Linked DNA regions of Homo sapiens: region 1 is linked to region 2. Evidence: read pairs that join two places in POLR2A ChIA-PET (ENCODE). Cell type or tissue: PC-9. All regions are shown on one strand. Each heading gives the region's core, and the rest is flanking DNA. Links, peaks and the distances in the headings are about the cores only.

What was found. Peaks named below come from ENCODE experiments on the same cell type or tissue, not always from the same donor. Only the 100,000 strongest peaks of a DNase experiment are listed, where the experiment ranks them.
Region 1: POLR2A ChIA-PET joins it to region 2 with 5 read pairs; 3 of 35 experiments call an interaction of 5 or more read pairs at or near these places.

What each region holds. Positions count from the first base shown.
Region 1 is chr18:48,130,470-48,139,826 of GRCh38, reverse strand. The region is part of intron 3 of ZBTB7C (zinc finger and BTB domain containing 7C); the gene reads left to right. Among named protein-coding and RNA genes, the nearest start is that of ZBTB7C-AS1, 28 kb to the left of the region's middle. RefSeq lists an enhancer at 290-789. In PC-9, for the core only: no CTCF peak of the experiment used is centred there; DNase peaks (open chromatin) are centred at 5,906 and 6,316; H3K27ac peaks cover 878 bases.
Region 2 is chr18:47,995,801-48,005,157 of GRCh38, reverse strand. No RefSeq gene overlaps it. Among named protein-coding and RNA genes, the nearest start is that of SMAD2, 70 kb to the right of the region's middle. RefSeq lists enhancers at 1,483-1,982, 1,011-2,210, 1,983-2,484. In PC-9, for the core only: no CTCF peak of the experiment used is centred there; DNase peaks (open chromatin) are centred at 957 and 2,007; H3K27ac peaks cover 2,186 bases.

The DNA.
Region 1 (9,357 bases), core at 4,397-6,896, 130 kb before region 2:
GAGCCCCTTCTGTGGGTGGCTTTGGGAGCCTCCCCTTGCCCTCTCTCCCCACCCACTTCACTAAGACTGCTTTATGTTCCTGTTCCCAGGAGGCAGCTGGCACCGAGGGAGGCTGGAGGGGTGGTGGGGCGGGGCTCCCCACTTTGTGCCCAGAGCCATTCTGAAGGGTGTGTCCCAGCAGGGCACACACACACAGTGATTAGGGGGAGGGAGGAGTGGCATTCACTGTCCACTGCAGGACCCAGCCGGTGGGCTGGACAGCAGCCAGCTCTCCCCAGGCTCTTGGCTGCAATATCACTGGCCCTGGCACCACCCATAGCCTACCCAGACACTCCTTCCAGTCCGGGGACTGGAACCCTGGCTAGGAGGAGCCGCCTGGGGGTAAGCTGGGCTGGGCACCTCAACTCTGTGCACCCCTCCCTACAGCTTCCCTCCCACATCCCGCTCCAGCTGGGTTTGAAAAGGTGCTCCCATCCTTCCTCCTCTCCAAACAAGGCTCTGCCCTGCACTCTCTCCTTTCAGCCAGAAGCTGCACCCATAAACTGGCTCTACCTCATAGACCCCCTCCTGTTTTCTTAACTACTGAGTGAACCCTCTGAACCAGGCCAGCTGCTGGCTTTCCCCAGTGACTCCCCCTCCTGCCTCCACTCCCGCACCTGACATGCCCTCCTCTCCTGCTCCCTGCAGCACCATCTTCCAGGCCTGCCCAGCCCCACTCCTCCTGTAGCCCTGTCCCTGTGAGCCTGCCTTACTAACTGCTCTGCAAAAGCACTGCCCTGTTCCTTATGCACCCACAGGGTGCTGGATGCACCTTGCCCCACTCTCCAGTCCGCCTGTGCTTTATCTGCCCCACAAGAAGAGAGGCTCCGAGGTTGGCACCCCACTGCACCCACCCCACCTCCACCCAGGCCGCTGAGGCAAACCCTTTACGGGCACACAGCAAACACTTCTGGATTCATACTGATTCCATCCAGGTCATGTGTTGGCACCTTTACCTCCTGGGGTCTGGGAGTGGAGTGTGGAGTTAATGCTTCATTGGATATTTAACTAGTGCCTTTGTGGACAAAGGGATTTGACTTCTCAGTCTTTGTCTTGGGTGTTCCGGGAGTACCTGGTTTTTGATAAAAAGCTATGGAGTCATCCAATCTTGGAAACTGTCCACCTGCTCTGATGAAGCACCCCTGCTTCTTCCCTTCAGCACCCAATTCCCTGACCTAGCAGCCTCTCCCCACCACATCCTGGCTGCCCAGCCTCTCTCTCCCCTCACGCAGCAGTCCACAGCCCTCTTTCCACAGCATGGAGGGTTTGACAGATGCATTCTAGTCTATTGTGGAAATGCCTGCTCCCCTGCCTGCAGCGGTGGGTATTTACAGTTTTAGAGGGAACCACAGAGAGAGACCCGACCTTTCCTGCCTTCCTGACACAAGTTTCCCTGCCTCTCTGGGGCAGGCTCCCTGCAGGGCATACCCCGAGAAGGAATGAATCTCTAACATTGGAATTTCAGGCAAGGGGCACCTGTTGGAGGAGATAGTTTTGTCTGAACCATCTTTCTGGGGCTCTGCAAAGCACAGCCTCATCCCTGGACCTTCATGGCCAATGCACCTTTGAGATTTACTTCTGGTTTCAGGATCCTTTAAGGCTCATGGCCTGCCGGAGAAGAGTGGCAGAGGCCATGGAAGGCCAAGCACCTCGTTGGACTCTTGTTTTGTGCTTATTTTCCATGGCACCGGGGTAAGATGATCAACAGGAAAGATTCACTCCCCTGGCGCTTCCCCCATTTCTGAGAACAGTCAGCAGAGGTATCAAGGCATTAAATGGTTATTTCCTCCAGGTGACCAGTCAGTTCCAGGGTAAAAGAGGCCTGACAGCACCCAGCTGGCCAGAGCCTCCCAGGTGGCAGTTTTCAAGAAGGCTCGAAGGAGAGGTTTGTGTGAGGTTTGAAGGAAAGGCCTGGGAGAGGGTGTTTGGCCACACCTCTGTGATTGGTGGCTGGCCCACCCCAGTGTGGACTGCCGGAATCTCCAGTTGGCATTTCTGAGTCAGCCTGCGTGATATGTCTGTTTGTTCGAGGGGAAGGGGTGTCTGTGGGTCCCACCCACAAGGTCTCATGATCTCCAACGGAGGAGGGAGCTGCAGTGCTGTGGTTACTTCCTGCACTCCCTCTTTTTTTTGTTACTTAAAGGATTGCTGTTTAGTGTTTGATTTGGTTAAGTTACACTCACGACCCTGTAAGGAGAAAACATATAATTCTAGTAATTTTATTGGGCTTAGGTTTCAGGCAAATGGAAATAAATTGCCTCTAAAAAGACAGACACGCTGAATTGAATAAAACAATAATAATAAAAAGCCTCCCTTGCTTTGAGATAAGTGGTAAGTCATTTTGTGAAGTACTAGAGAAGGAGAGTGGGGGGAAACCCACAAAAAACAAAACGGAGGAACCCGGAAGAAAAGAGGGGAAAAGAAAAGCTCCTCCACCGCCCTTGCCTTTATTTCTGCTTTACCTTTTCCAAAGATCTTAATTTGGTGTCATAAAGTGAAGCGTAACGCGCGAGTGGTGAGATCGTCCTGTCCTGCGCTTAACAGTACAGGTGGACCAAAGGGGCTCCCGGCCAAATACTTCTGGTTGGAGGGTGGGGAGGGAGTGCTCTCTCAAAACCACTCCTGGAATGGCTTAACTCGCCCAGCACGAATCAATGACAACCTCCCGCCGGCTGCGGCAGGCTCCCGCGAGCAGCGCGGCCGCGTGGATTCCCAGCCCGGGACCCTGGCGGCGCTCAGGACACGGCCCGGGCACGAGCGCGGCGTCCCCGGGGCGGCCAGGTGGGTCTGCGGCGGCCTCGGCCCGCCTCTGGGCTAGGATCGGGGCTCTGGGGAGCCCAGCGGCCGGGCCGTGGGGAGGGGGTGGGGGAGGAAGCCCTTCCGGGCGGCCGGGAGAGCGCTGCGGGCATTCTCGCTACGCGCTGCGGGGACCCTGTGGCCGGGTGGCCGCGGGGCGGCTCTGGCTGGCGCGGGTGGCGGCGTCCGCAAAGCGTTCAACTCCCCCAGCCTCGCCGGAGCTCCTGCGGGGCGTGGGGCCACGCACCTCTTCCGAAATAGGAGAGAGGATCTGGAACTCTGCAGAGAGCAACTCTCGCCACTGCCCCATTGCCGCCGGCCCACGCCAGCGGGCTCCTTTGGGGCGAGGGGCCAGCCGAAGGAACGTAAGGGCACTCCGAGAGGGAGTTGCGGGTGTACCTTGGTAGTTTAAATTGTCTCCCCCAAGAATGCTTGGTCCTCCTGAGAGTCAGATGCAAAACTTGGGGACGGGAGGGAGGGGGGACAAAAGCCATGGCAACTTGGCAAAAGTCGAGGGCCGGCGATACGGGCAGAAATTAAAGGAGCGATTGGCAGAAGTCCAGCTAGGCGCGCGGCGGGAGCCCTGTCAGGTCCCTGGGCTCAAATCGCGCGCTGAGCTGGGTGGGTGGGGGGCTCTTCCCTGGACTCCAACCTGGGGGTGAGTGGATGGGGAGCACTCCCACCCGAGCAGGCGAGTCGAGCTATAGTCTCTCAGCTCCGGAGACGGCCCGGTGTGGGTGGCGCAAAAGGACTGACCCCGTGCGTCCCCACTCCCGCGGGCGCCCGGGCCGGCGTCACCCACTGGAGCGCCTGAGTTCCTGCAGGCGGGCGCAGCGGCCGCGGGGCTGGCCTGGGAAGGACGATGGAGAGAGCTTCCCCCTAACCCAGCACCCACGCCCCCCTGCCCGCCGCCCACCCCGCGCGGAGCATCCAGCGTCGGGTCCCCCACGCCGTGCTCTGTGGTGAGGGCTCCAGGGTCGCTCCTTTCTGTTCCTGGCTTCCGTTGTCCTGGCTGTGTCTGTGCCGGCAGGCGGGTGGGCAGCGGGCGGCTGCCTTCTTTCTTTTAATAGCTGGTACCCAGCTTCGCGCAGAAGGAAGCCCCACTCCAGCGACTTATTGGTCGGCTAGTGGCAGACCACTTCCAGTTCTTCTAAATGCGGAATTTTGAAAATAGAAAGGAAGTGATTGAAACAATCGAGCAGTTTCTCCAGATGAGATAGAAGATTTTTTGGAAGGGGGAGGGGCGCGCTGGCTTGGAGGTGGTAAAGGCTCTGCCAGGTTCAAGTTTCAGCTCCACTCCCTCCGTTCCCCTTCTTTCACCCAGTTAAATCCTCTCTGGGCTTAGAAAGGCTCAGGAACCCCCGCTGGGTGAAACTCCAGGAAAGAAAAGTAGCCCCAGTGCCGGTCCTCCCCCCTTAAGGCACAACCTGGGCTGCATAGAAAAAGAACCCACTCTCCCAAAAAAGACTCATATTAGGCCACATCAGATATGAATCATTAGCCCCACTTTGCAGATGGGGAAACTGAGGCCCAAATGGGTTAAATACATTGTCCAGGTAGTAGCAGAGGCAGGATTGAAAGCCACTCATTGTACCCCACGTCTTTTAGAATCTTACACTTTAACTGCAGAGACAGGAATCGCCTTGGTATAATTATAGTACAACAGAAAATAGTATGTGTTACACTTAATATTAACTTTTTTTAATGTCATTTTCTTTTTAAACAATCAGTCATTTATTCAACGCTATTGTATTGTTTACTGTATGTGTCCAGGTACCATGCTAAGTGCTGGGCATACATCAGTAACTGAAATCAGACGAGATCTCTGGCCTCTGTCAATGGGAATAGTAATAGTAATAGTAATAGTGCAACCCTCAAAGGGTTGGATGAAGTGAGATGGAGCCTGGGAAGGAGCCTGGGAAGCATTGCTGTTGAGAAGCAGCAGCAGGAGGCCTGGATGAAGAGGAGGAGAGGGAGAAGGAAGGAGAGGAAAGAGCGGGGAAGTTAGAATGACTGGAGTCTCCATGCTGCAGTCACCAGGACTTGTCCCTGGTTCAAGGGGATGCAGTGGAATGCACACAGCACAGTCAGCCTCTGCCCCAAGTGCCCAGGAAGCTGTTTGAGCCCCTGCTGTTCAGATTATTCATTTAGGGTTTACAGTTGTGGGTTTCGAAGAGTCTGCACTTTTGGCACATGCCAGCTGGAGATGACAAGAAGAGGCCCAAACAGTCTCTGAGAGTACTGGCATCTCTCTCTGGATCAGTGCTGGCCGGGCTGAGAACTGTCCCAGGGTGTCACCCTGCTGATGCATCTGCCCACTTCCTCAGTGGCCAGGATGGCATTTTCATAGGACTCGAGTTTAGCTTCAAGCGCCTGCCCTTACCTTTGGGGAGGGAAGCTTGTCTACACTCACAGGACTTGTTGGTAGCAAAGCCAAGACTAGAACCCAAGTCTCTAGACCGTACATGGTTCACAGAGCAGCTCACTTTGGCCTTCCGGGGCGGTTTTAGGACTCAACTGAAAGACCCTTCATCCACTTACATCTCCACTTACAATGCCATTTCCTGAGAATCCTGTCCTCCTTCGTTTTAGCTGACCAGACATATCTGTCCTAATAGAATGGTGTTGGATGGATGTTTGAGACAGAGCAGCCATAAATAATCTGGGGCGTTTGGCCTGTTAACTCTCCTTCCATCCTGAATGGTGTAATAGGTTTAAGATAACTACCTCTAAAATTAACTATCACTTTTGTGAGGAAGGTGAACTGATAAATCTTGCCTTGAAACTATTACCCATCTGAGTGATGCTCTGGGACTTTCTTTCCCCAGAATTGTTACCGACTTCTGCTAGAAGAATAGTTTTTTTCTACTTCCTTTTCTTAAAAAAAAAAAAAAAAAAAAATCCTGGGTTTGAGGTCACAAGATCATATTGCATACTACCTTGATGTCGTGCTGCCAGAATAAAGGCATTTTCCCCCAATATTGAGATTATCAGCTTGATAAGGGCCGTGAGCACCCAGCTGGCTATCCCAGTGTTTACAGCAATTACACAGGTGTATAATTGCATGGGGATGTTTGTTTGCTCAGCCCTTGCTCAGCCAGGCAGCCCTACAGGTTGGGCCAGGGAGAGAGCTGTTCAGTTTATTTTCCTTTGGCTGGGAACTGTGGAGATGAATAGAGGGAGGGGAATCGGGTTGAGAGATTGTTGCCAAGAGCAATTTGGAGTCTCCTTCATATTAGTCAGAGATTGTGTTTTTCCTTTCTAAAGCCTCCTGCTTCATAGTAACTTCCACGGAGGATTTATTTTCCATCTTGTGTGTGTGTGCTTGTTAATTTTTGTTTGATTTTTAACTTGCTGCACTTCTCATGACTTAGCAAAAAAAAAAAAAAATAGCGTGGGGAATGTGTGATGACACAGGCCCTTTATATCATACATTCTGCATGTTATTGCTTAATAAATTTGAATACTGATAGACCCTGAGGTATCATGATGGAGTGAAATGAGTAATTCCTTTGAAGGGAGAGTTTATCTTCAGTGGATGACTTTCAAAATTGCAGCATAATTTCACTTTCCCACTGTACATCTTGATCCTGTGTTTAGATAAATAGAAATGCTTGCTCTCTTCTGTCATTTTCCCTTTTGTTCCATTTGGAAGGCCCCCTCCATCTAGGCCTTGCTTGGAAGGGGATCAGCTAGAGTGGGCCTCCTTCCACTTCATCCGCACCCATGCACCTCCCTCCTCCATGCCAGAGGCCAGCTAGTGAGAAGGAGGTTCCCCCCATGGGATAAGAGCTGCCCCACAATGGTAGCTTGGCTTGTGTGTGCATGGAACACAGAACAGGAAAGCTTGCATGACCACAGGCTGCCCCTCCTAGGCCAGGAACCCCGGAGCAAGCTGTAATTCATCAGTCAATAACTGAGTCCATCCACTGAACAAATTGAGTGGAGCAACTCTGAGACTCCAAACTTGAAAAATTACCTAATAATACGGCACATGATCTATGTCGGCTTTTCCAAATTAGATGCAAACCAGATGCAAATGTACATGTGGCCCTCCCAAATGATATCATATAACTGGACTTGGCCTTCAGGAAAATCTGTGCTGCCTACACATATGCGTTGTACACATACCTGCAGGGCTATTGCTTTCTTGGCTGTGGAGTCTGGCTGACAATTCTGTTAAATTGTTTCTGGAGACAACAGGTTGGTCCGTTGGTCTTTCTGGAGCCACTGGAAGAGGTCACTGGAGAGATGACAGTGGTCTCAGCTCCTGTTGACACTTGCCATCCATAAGCCCTAGGGAAATCTAGCAGAGGCTGCCTCTATTAAGCAGAACTTAAACAACAGAAACTTTTCTAATGTTTGTTTTGTTTCTGTTTTTCTTAATAAAACAGTCAATAAAATTTATTGAGATATAATTCACATAGCATATAATCCACCCATTTAAAGTGTAAATTCAATGGTTTTTAGCATATTTGCAGGGCTGTGTAACCATTATCATAATCAGTTTTATAGTATCTTGATTACTCCAAAGGAAATACTGTACCCATTAGCAGTCACTGCCCATTTCACCCCAAGCCGTCCTAGGTTACCAATAATCTACCTTTTGTCTCTATAGATCTGCCTATTCTGGACCTTTCGTATAAATAGAATCAGATAATATGTGGTCTTTTGTGACTAGTGTCTTTCAACTAACCTAACACTTTTGAGTCGTTAGCTTTGTAGCATGCATCAGTACTTCATTTCTCTTTATTGCTGAACAATATTCCTTGTATAGATACACCATATTTTATTTACCCATTCATAATTATATTTACCCATAATGGGTAAATCCATTTACCCGTGATGGATATATAGGTTGTTTCCATATTTGGCTTCTGTAAATAATGCTGTTTTGAACAATCATTTGCAAGTTTTTGTGTGGACCTAGGTTTTCATTTCTTTGGGGTATATACCTAGGAGTGGAATTGCTGGGTCATATGGTAACTTGATAGTTACCCTTTGGGAAACTACCAGAATGTTTTTTTACAGTGGCTGTACCATTAGACATTCCCACCAGCAGGTATGTGATGGTTCCAGTTTCTCCATATCCCCACCAACACTTGTTGATAATATGGCCTTTTTATTGTAGCCGTCCTATCTTTAAGGGTTTATATGCTCAAGGGAGCAGTAGCCAGGAAATATTCTGGGATCAGCTCAGCCATGCTTGCTTTCTATAGGTATAGTGAGAGCCATTCAGACCTCTTGAGCATCCTGCACACCCTGGTGTTTCCTTTGCATGTCCCAGAGCTCTATACTGAGCTTTCCCTCTATGTCCCTATAAGACAGTCACTTTGTATGGCTGAGTACTCTATTTCATGCTGATATTTCAGCTCCACAGTGAAATCATTTTATCCCAGTTTTATGCCTATGGGACTGAATAGGATAACTAACACTCTTAACAAAGACAAATTTGAGCCAACTGGCATGGGGGAACTCACCTAGTTTGAAGACTACCAAACATTACACACAAAAAAAAAAACAACTATCCTTTCATTAGAACATCCTAAGTCCTGGTCATTAGCCATTCTGTGGCATCATGTTCAGTGTAGCCAAACCTGAGGACCAGAAGTGAATTCCAGTGCTTCTTGGAAGTTATCGTAATGGAATTTGGCTTGTATGACCCAAGAGCAGCCTGGACTATGCTCTGCTATGAATGGACTCTTCACCATCAAATGGTGCTTAGTCCAGCAGTTCCTAAACCTGATTACATGTTGCAATCACCTATAAAGTCCTTTAAAAGATTTCAGGCCAGGTGCCATGGCTCACGCCTGTAATCCCAGCACTTTGGGACGCGGAGGCGGGCGGATCACTTAAGGTCAGGAGTTCGAGACCTGCCTGACCAATATGGTGAAACCCCATCTCTACTAAACATAGAAAAATTAGCTAGGCGTGGTGGCACGCACCTGTAATCCCAGCTACTAGGGAGGCGGAGGCAGGAGAATCGCTTGAACCCAGGAGGTGGGAGTTGCAGTGAGCTGAGATGGGACCACTGCACTCCAGTCTAGGTGACAGAGCAAGACTCCATCTCAAAAAAGTAAAAAATAAAAATAAATAAAAGATTATAGATGCCCATGCCTACCCAAGAAGTACTGAAGTTGAATCTCAAGGGAGGCCACCGGGTGCTTGGAGGTGATTGTGGTGAAGTCTGAGAACACTTTTTAACCTCTCTTTGCCTCAATTTCCTGACTTGAAATGGGGAGTTGGATGGATTACGCTGGTGTTCTCCACAGAGATTCACACAGCTGGCTCAAGCAAAACAGATCTGTGTGGATCTGGTTCTGCACAAAATTTTATTTATAAAAGGGGGCTTCTGCTGCTGAAAATGATTCAGAGAGCCTTTAAGTAGATGGTTTCTGAAGTTCAGCTTTGACCATTCTGAGTGTTGAGGACAATTTTCCCAACTTCTCGGAGGAGGATTAGCAGAGTCATACAAATGGCCGTTACTTGGTAAGACAGTCACGCTCTTCAAGGGCAAGGACC
Region 2 (9,357 bases), core at 459-2,958:
ATGGGATCATTTGTACCCCAAAGCTCAGCATCATGCCATATACCCATGTCACAAACCTGGACATAAACCCTCTGAATCTAAAGGATGAAATTATTAAAAATAAAAATAAAGAAGTCATCTTCCTGATGACCTGCTTTCTTGAGGAAATCCAGGTTGATGTAAATATTCCAGACTAGGGCAAATGTTTTCTGTAAAGGGCCAGATAGGAAATATAATAGGCTTTGAGGACTTTGTGGACCATACAGTTTCTGTTGCAACTAGTCAGCTCTGCCATTGTAGTAAGAGCAGCCATAGATCATATGTAAATGAATGGGCATGGCTGTTCAAATAAAACTTTATTTACAAAAACAAGTGCTGAGCTGGTTTTGAAGCAGGCTGTTCATTGCCTACTCCTGTTTCAGACTATAATATGTATTTTGGCATCATGACTTAACTGAGCAGATGAGTGAGTGAGAAACACGTCAACCTGGCCTCAGAACGTTTGAGTGGCAAGGCCAGGCCTGTGTCTCATAGCTGGGTAACCCCTGAGTCTCAGTTTCCTCACCTAAAAATGGGGGTAATCATGAATATAGAAGGTAATGGTGATCACTCTAGATACCCCCTTTTATAAGCCTCTGATGTGGGATGAAATTAACCATGTGAGTTCAATGCTGCAGGGCACCTTTATAAACTCAAGGTGTTCTGCCCCTTGTGAGTCTGAGGACCATCTGGGTGCTAAATCATCTGGGGAGAGGGCAAAGGGTCCTGGTGGGACAGGCCTGGACGCCTGTGCTTGACCTATGGGTTCTCACAGAAGCTGGAGGCTTGGGAATATGATCACCTGCTTTCTCGCATTCTTTGAAATGTGGTCAGCAAGCTGATGATCTTTTGCAGCTTTTTAATTGCTTTGTTACTGCAGTTTCCACTCTTTCAGCTCCAGCTGGGCTGACTGCAGCTGCAGGGCAGAAATTCTTTCCAGAGCCTGAGCAGAGCAAGAACCTCTGTGATGTGGCTGACCTCAGACACTGGACCCAACACTTCCTCCCCAGCCTGAACATTTGCGTCACTCCATCTTATGGCACCAGGCACCATGAGGCTATAAGGAGGACGGGGACGGGCTGTCTTTTTGTGCCATTCCTTTTGGGGCCCAGGACCTAAGCAGGAACTTCAAAGGGACCCTGTTGGCACCAGCTCTTCTGAGAAGCACATGGAACTACTGCCCTCCCTTTCCTAGGGGCTGGGCCCTCAGAGCTGCAGGGTGCAGGCCTACGTGAGCATTTGGGCACCACTCCAAAGGCTTCTGTGTCATTTCCTGGTGACCTTCAAGCAACAGAGATTGTTAGGTGGGGCAGGATTTTAAAGACCCAACTTCACTGGGGACCTGACGGTAGCATCCAAGGAAAGGCGTCAGCCTTCTGCTCTAGAATTCATGTTCTCACGGTTTTGCCTCTAGCCTCAGAGGGATCTGCACTCCCAGCAGATTAAGATCCTCGTTTCTAGGCCAACACACCCATTTCACAGATGAGGAAACTGAGAGTCAGAAAAGGCATGGACAAGCCCTGCCAGTGAGCAACACTAGCTCTAGACTCTGGGTCTCTCCCAGGCAGCTTGGCTCAAACCAAGCCTCTTACATCAGCATTATTTTATTTATTGCTTCCCCTTCCCTACTCTTCCACACCCCTCTGTATCAACGGAACAGCTACTTGGACCCTCCTGGAGGAGGGCCCCACAGGGCAGGGTCTCAGAGTTGTTGGCAAAGACTTGGGGAGCTGGGGCTCCCTGGCATGAAGATGGAGGTTCTGCCCTCTCCTCCCAGGGGCCAGAAGGGGGCCCACAGTGAAGCAAAAGAAGAGAAAAGCAGCCTGCTCACTCTGCCTCTCCAGAGGGAGGTGATGGGAAGTGGCAGCCATGGAGGGAGCCCGCAGGGTCTGGCCCCCAGGGCCCTGGGGCACAATTACCTCATCAGGCATTTCCAGCTTTTATGATCTGCCAACAAGGCCACAAGTGACGCAGACACCTCCCCTGGCAGCCTGTTCTCCAGGGCGATGGGTGGTGATCTCACCCTTGCTGGAATGCCACTGCCATCCGCATGCCCCTGGCCAGGCCAGAGGCCACCAGGCCGAGGCCCAGGCACTGAGCAGGGGCCAGAGGGAGTGAAGTGGCCTAGATGAAGAGAAGGAGTCAGCAGGTGAGCTGAGGATGCCACCCAGGAGGCCTGAAACTGGGGCTGGGAGGCTAAGAGAGCTCGGCCCTAGGGAAACAAGAGAGGGCTTGAAGTGCATTCAAGTCAGTGGGACAGCTACTCCCGGGCCCTCCTGCTTGGAATCCCCAAACTGGGCAGCGTGGGGCACCTTCAACTGCTGCTCACTCTGTGCTCACCTTCCTCAGCTCAGGGATCTCAAACAGCCAGTGTTTCCCTCCCCACACACCAGACACACACACACACACACATGCACACACACCACACACATGGCCTGTGCATCTGTGTAACAAATCACTAGTATTGAGTTCAAATCTTGAATTGGACACTTGGTAATGGAAAGACACCTTGGGCAAGTTACTTTCCCTCTGTGTGCCTCAGTTTCCTTGCAAAATGGGAATCACACCAATAGTGTTTTCTTCATAGGGCTACAGTGAGCCAGTGCGTAGTGTCTGGAATGTGGGACGTGCTCAGAAAAGGGTAGTTATCACTGCTGCTGAGTAACGAGAGCAGGCTAGAGGAGAATGTTCATAGCCCCCTACCTCTACCTTTGCCCCCAAGTCAGTAAGCGGCAACTAAAGGCAGGGAGCCATCTCGGAAGTGCTGGAGGCCCACACTCAAGGACTCCAAGTGTGACTGATATTAAAGAACAGCAACGTAGATTTTAGGGCATCATCTGTCTACCCCATTGGTACTTTGAACACTTCAAGTAATTATTATCTCTGTTATAATAAATAATGCAATTGAGGTTGAGAGAGTGTAAATGGCTATGGCTATTCAAAGTGACACAGCTAACCACAAAAATCAAGGTTTACACACAGTACTTCACTGGCCAAGGCCCCCCGCCCCAGAGGTCACTGACCGCTAGTGTTCTAGTGGTTTTGTTTGTTTGTTTGTTTGTTTTTTCTTTGCTCTGTCGCCCAAGCTGGAGTGCAGTGGCACAATCTCAGCTGTCTGCAACCTCTGCCTCCCAGGTTTAAGCGATTCTCCTGCCTTAGCCTCCTGAGTAGCTTGGACTACAGGCGCGCATCACCACACCTGGCTAATTTTTGTATTTTTAGTAGAGATGGGGTTTCGCCATGTTGGCCAGGGCTGGTCTCGAGCTCCTGACCTCAAGCCATCCCACCCACCTCAGCCTCCCAAAGTGCTGGGATTACAGGTATGAGCCTCCAGGCCTGGCCTTTTCTAGTGTTTTGTACTCAATTATACAGATTTGTATTAATTCAGCACATATGAACTGAACACTTAGTCTCTACCCAACCCTGATCTAGATATTGTCTATATGCAAAAGAGGAAGAGATGGTTAGGGAGACCAACTAACAGAAAACCATTTATATAAATGCAGAAAACAGAATATGTAACAAACCATTTTCTCTCTGGGTATAGGAATTAGGATATAGGCTAAATTGCTGTAATAGGAACTCACTATTACAATGGCTTAAGTAAGATTTGTTTATTTCTCTTTCATAATAGTCTAGAGGTGAGTGGCCCAGACTGGCAGGGCAGCTCTGTTCCATAAAAACATTCAGGGATCCAAGTTCTGTTCATCTTTTTGCTGTCCCATCCCCTAAGGCAGTGGTCCCCAACCTTTTGGGCACCAGGGACCGGTATGGGGACATAGCCCACACCAACAGCCCACACCAACAGCCTTGGCCCATGGGCTTCCTAAACGGAGGCAGCCCCAGTTTTGTGGAAGACAATTTTTCCATGGACCAGAGGGTGGGGGAATGATGGTTTGGGGATGATTCAAGTGCATTACGTTTATTGTGCACTTTATTTTTATTGTCATATAATATACAATTTACATTATAATATATAATGAAAAGTATAAAAATTATGCAACATACCATTATGTAGAATCAGTGGCAGCCCTGAGCTTGTTTCCCTGCAACTAGACAGTCCCATCTGGAAGTGATGGGAGACAGTGACAGATCATCAGGCATTAGATTCTCATAAGGAGCCACAACCTAGGTCCCTCACATGCACAGTTCACAGTAGAACTCACGCTTCTATGAGAATCTAATGCCACTGCTGATGTGACAGGAGGCAGAGCTCAGGCGGTAATGTGAGCGATGGGAGTGGCTGTAAATACAGATGAAGCTTTGTTTGCTTGCCCACTGGTCACCTTCTGCTGTGCGCCCCAGTTCCTAATAGGCTGCAGACCAGTACTGGTCCATGGCCTAGGGGTTGGGGACTCCTGCCCTAAGGCAAGGGTTCTCAACCTGGAGTCCATAGATAGAAATCAAGGGATTTGTGAACTTGCATAGAAAAAAATTACATCTGTACTTTCAAAAACTTCTACATGAAATTTAGCATTTCCTTCAATTATGCAAACGGCAATAAACCTCTGAAGTACTAGCAAGATCAAAGACTTTGTGGCCAATAGAAATCATAAAGATTTTTCATCTCACATTACAATGTTGAAGATATCTCAAAATATCACTTAATGTTTATTACCATTTTAAAATTACAGTTGTTATCAGCCCTGCTGCTAGATTTTATTATTTAATGTCAATAAAGAAGTACATTTTTACTGTGTCACAAATTTAGGTGTGCTTGTGTATGTGCTTATGTTACAGTTATTTTAATATCTGTATTTCAGTATAATTGGTTTCTTTTGTAACCTTCTGTATTTTATTTTATACATTAAAATAAATGCATATGGAGTGATAAAGTCCATAGGCTTCACTGTACTGCCAAGGGAGCTCATGTCACGAAGAAAGTTAGAGACCCCTGGCTCAGGCAGTTGTCCCCACAGGCATGGCCCAAGCTGAGTCACTGCCCATTTGTGACCCAGCACATGGGAGCCCAGAAAGAGGAAAAGGGAAGGACACGCTATTTCCTCCTAAACGAGTGATGCAAAACTTGCCCCTGTCACTCCACTCATTTTCTGTTGGTGAGAACTTTGTCACATGGCCACACGGAAATAGCTGCAAGGAAAGCAGAGAAATAAGGTGTCCCACATGGGGCCCATTTGCCACAACTCTGCTACATGGAAGGGAGGAAGGGAGGAACCAAGGAAAGAAGGAGGAATTTTGAGGTCTAAATAAGAGTTGAGGTTTTCTTATCTGTAAAAGCAGGAGGTGGAAATAGAGCAGTGGTTTTTCGTATTTTTGACCAGTTAACATCTTGTTTCAAAGGAAGTCACATCCTACAGATGGAAGCAGGGCATCTTGTTTAAGTGGTGAGAGGAGACCCAGGACTCTTCCGGCATGGGCTCCCCTTTCCTGACCCTTTCCCCAAGGGGGCTCCCTGAAGCACCTCCTAGCAACCCTAGGCCAAGGAGAAGTTTGCCATCTGCATTAGTCCGTTTTCACACTGCTGATAAAGACATACCCGAGACTGGGTAATTTATAAAGGAGAAGAGGTTTAATGGACTCACAGTTCCACATGGCTGGGGAGGCCTCTCAATCACAGTAGAAATCAAAGGAGAAGCAAAGGCACATCTTTACCTGGTGTCAGGTAAGAGAGAATGAGAGCCAAGCAAAAGGGGTTTCCCTGATGAAACCATCAGATCTCATGAGACTTGTTCACTACCATGAGAACAGTATGGGGGAAACCGCCCCCATGATTCAATTATCTCCCACCAGGTCCCACCCACAACATGTGGGGATTATGGGAGTACAATTTAAGATGAGATTTGGATGGGGACACAGCCAAACCATTTCACCATCCAGGTCTGGGTAGCATCTGGGCCTCTTTCAGCCTTGTCCACTCCTAAAGACACTGCAAGTATGGGAGCTCCCAAAACAGGGAGACTAATCTATGTGTGTGAAGGTGAAGGGGCAAGGAAGACTGGGGAAAAGGTATGTCTTGAAGAAAAAGAATTGAAAGTAGCCCAAACTGAGGTGGAGAATGGCATTCTGGGAGGGGAGAATGGCAGGGGAAAGCTCTAGGATGGGAATACAGAGGCCTGCTAGTGAGCAAATGAGGGGAATGCCTAACTGCTGAGGGCCACAGGACAGATCCTGGAGAGGCCTGGCAGGGCCAACACAGCCCACACCAACAGTCTTGGCCCATGGACCTTAATGGAGGCAACCCCAGAAACATAACTTCTTTCTGGAGCTTCCTTTTGTTGGTTGGAAAACCTGGAATGTTCGTCATTTGGAGGGAATATTCAGACCAAGCATAACACTCATTTTTTATTCCACTATTATTGATTAAGCTTCTACTTTATACCAGGCACTAGGAGAGACAGTCAATATACAGATAAATGTATATAAATAAGCGAGGAATAATGACTTTACTATTGATATAAAACTATAATAGCAAGCATCAAATAGATGCTAAAAATTCCCAGGTGTTAGTCTGAGGAATACCAGAGAATGCAACGTTCTGTAAACACTGCTTTTTTTTTTTTTTTTGAGATGGAGTTTCGCTCTTGTCACCCAGGCTGGGGTGCAATGGTGCAATCTCGGCTCACTGCAACCTCCGCCTCCCAGGTTCAAGCGATTCTCGAGCCTCAGCCTCCCAAGTAGCTGGGATTATAGGCACCCGCTACCACACCCAGCTAAGTTTTGTATTTTTAGTAGAGATGGGGTTTCACCACATTGGTCAGGCTGGTCTCAAACTCCTGACCTCAGGTGATCCACTCACCTCGGCCTCCCAAAGTGCTAGGATTACAGGCGTGAGACACTGTGCCCGGCCTAAACACTGCTTTTACGAGGCAGAATTTTAAAGTCAGGTCAGGTTTATGTCAAATCTTAACTTTTTCACTCCTAGTTACATGTAACTTTGTGCACATCACCCCCCTGCCCTCAGTTTTCTCATCTGTAAAATGTACCCACCTGATAAAGTGTCTGTAAATATTCAATGAGATAATGCATGTAAGAATTTAATATAGAATCTGGCATGTAGTCAGTATACAGTTGATGTTTTGTTGTTACTATTATTATAATTATTAACTAAAGCTAGGGACGTTAGCTAAATAAAGCTTTCAAAGTTATGCATAACATATTTAATTCAGAACTATTAAGGACTTCAGCTGTGATTGTTCTGTATGTATTTATAAATACGTGTTTTCAAGGATATAGACTAGTATCCCTTATGACCAGCTTTGAGTAAAGGGCAATTCTATTTTATGGTTCAAAATAATTAAATGAGCAATTGCTGCCCAAAGTAACAGAAAATCCCACATATCCCTCCAGAGACCTTTTGCTTTACCCAGAACAGCCCAGGATTTATTTATTTCAAAGTCAGTTCAGGTTGCAAATACCAGCCAGAGAGAGCTCCCAAGTGTGCTCGACTGAGTATTTGTGCTGCTTCCATTGCAGCCACATGGGGGCGCTGCTGGTCACTATTCCTGCACTGCCGGGTTGTTAACCTATTCCGGCTTACAAGTATGGCTAACAGTAATCAGCACTGTCAGAGACCACAGACCCTACATCCTGAGCTCTGCTCCAAGAGTGATCCTTTTTCTGCTCACACTCTCCTAAGCTCAGCTGTTGTTTTTGCAGCACAACCTTCTATGCCAAGGAAAGCGAGGTCAGGAGGGGATTCCAGTGACAGCCTTCCCTACAGTCTCTAGTCCCAAGTGATGGGGTGAGTCACTAGTCTCTCCCTTTCCTCCAGCTTAGTTCCCTTGACTTCTATGCAGACCTGCCTCCCTCCCTAGCCACCAACTAGCATGCTAGGAAGTATCAGGAGGCAAACAGATCCAGCCACAAAAGATCTTACATGCTCTCGCCCAGGGCAATTGGTGCCTTTGTGACTTTCGATATTTGTATGCAAGTAACAGCCCCTGAAAGGTGACTTTCTGCCTCAACTTAAACCAAGAATTAACTGGCATTCTCTCATATAATAATAATAGAAGAAGAAAGGAGGAGGAGGAGGAGGGAAAAAAAAGAAGAAACTAGCTAATATATATTGAATGCCATGTGCCAAGCTCTCTGCTACCTCACCCCGACCTGTGTGCTAGGTCCTATTATTGACCCCATGCTACAGATGAGGCAATGAGACTTTATCATTTACCCATGTCACACACACTCAAGTTATTTTTCTCACCCTCCTGTGCATATGCACCTGCCTCTGTAATATCCCACCTAGGAAAGACAAGTAGTGAAATTATTGATTCTACTTTTTTGGTCTTGTTACTTATGTTAAATATTTCTGTTGCTCGCAGCTAAGTAAACTTAGAAAAATACTAGAGTAACCAATGGCAACTAGTTAGTAAAACAGTATTGGACTAAAAGTTGGAGACCTGGGTTCTAGTCCTAGCTCTGCCAATATTTTGATGCATGAAATAGGAAAAAAATCATATGACCTATCTGAGCTTCAGTTTCCTCGTCTGCAAAATGACAGATGGACTAAATGCCGTTTAGGTCACTTCTAACTCTAAAATTCTGTAATTCTGTAAAACAGTCAAACTTTAAATCCTGAATCAATGAGGCATGACAATGTATATGCTCACCCATGTATAAAACATTGCAGGAGTAACTATTTGGCTAAGCCATCCATTTATTCATTCCTTCCAGACGGCTTGAAGGGAACCTCTCAGAAAAGATTAGCAGTTTGAAGCAAATGACTGTGAAATCCCCGGGAGAGCCAGATGCACTTAATCCAGGGCTGGTTATTGGATCACTTCTGATTCATCTCCCTTGTCTGGTCTTAATTTGCTTGTTAATAGCTTGTTCTTTTTCTCCTCCAGTTCCTGCTATTGTCCATCCTTTGTTCCTTTCAGGAGCTGTGATCACAAAATGTCAGTCTTCTATTGTGAGAGATGGTTCTGCCTGGTGGCTCTTTGGTCCTCTGTTCCCTGAGCACTGTTGGGTGCCCCAGCTCCTCCCACCCTCTCTGCTTCAATCAAGACACTTACGTTGTAGAAAGCATAGCTGACTGCAACAGCTGCAATTTTTATCATCTCCCTGCAAGCCAAATATTAAAGTATTTTAGTGGAACTTTGAAGTTCAGCGGGGTGGTACCTTCATTGATTGCCTGTCTTATATTTGAATGCCAGTCAGTTTCTTGCGACATGACTCTTTCATTGTAACGTAAAAAACAAAAGCAAAAAACAAACTGCCTCACTAATACATTTGAGTTTTAAAACCCACTGTGGGTAAGAGGTTGATGAAAAGGGAGCTTGCAAATGCTGCTGATGGGAGTGTGAACAGCGATGGCCTTTCTGGAAGGCAACTTGACACTATGAATCAAAAGTTTAAAAACATGCACACTTGTGCTTG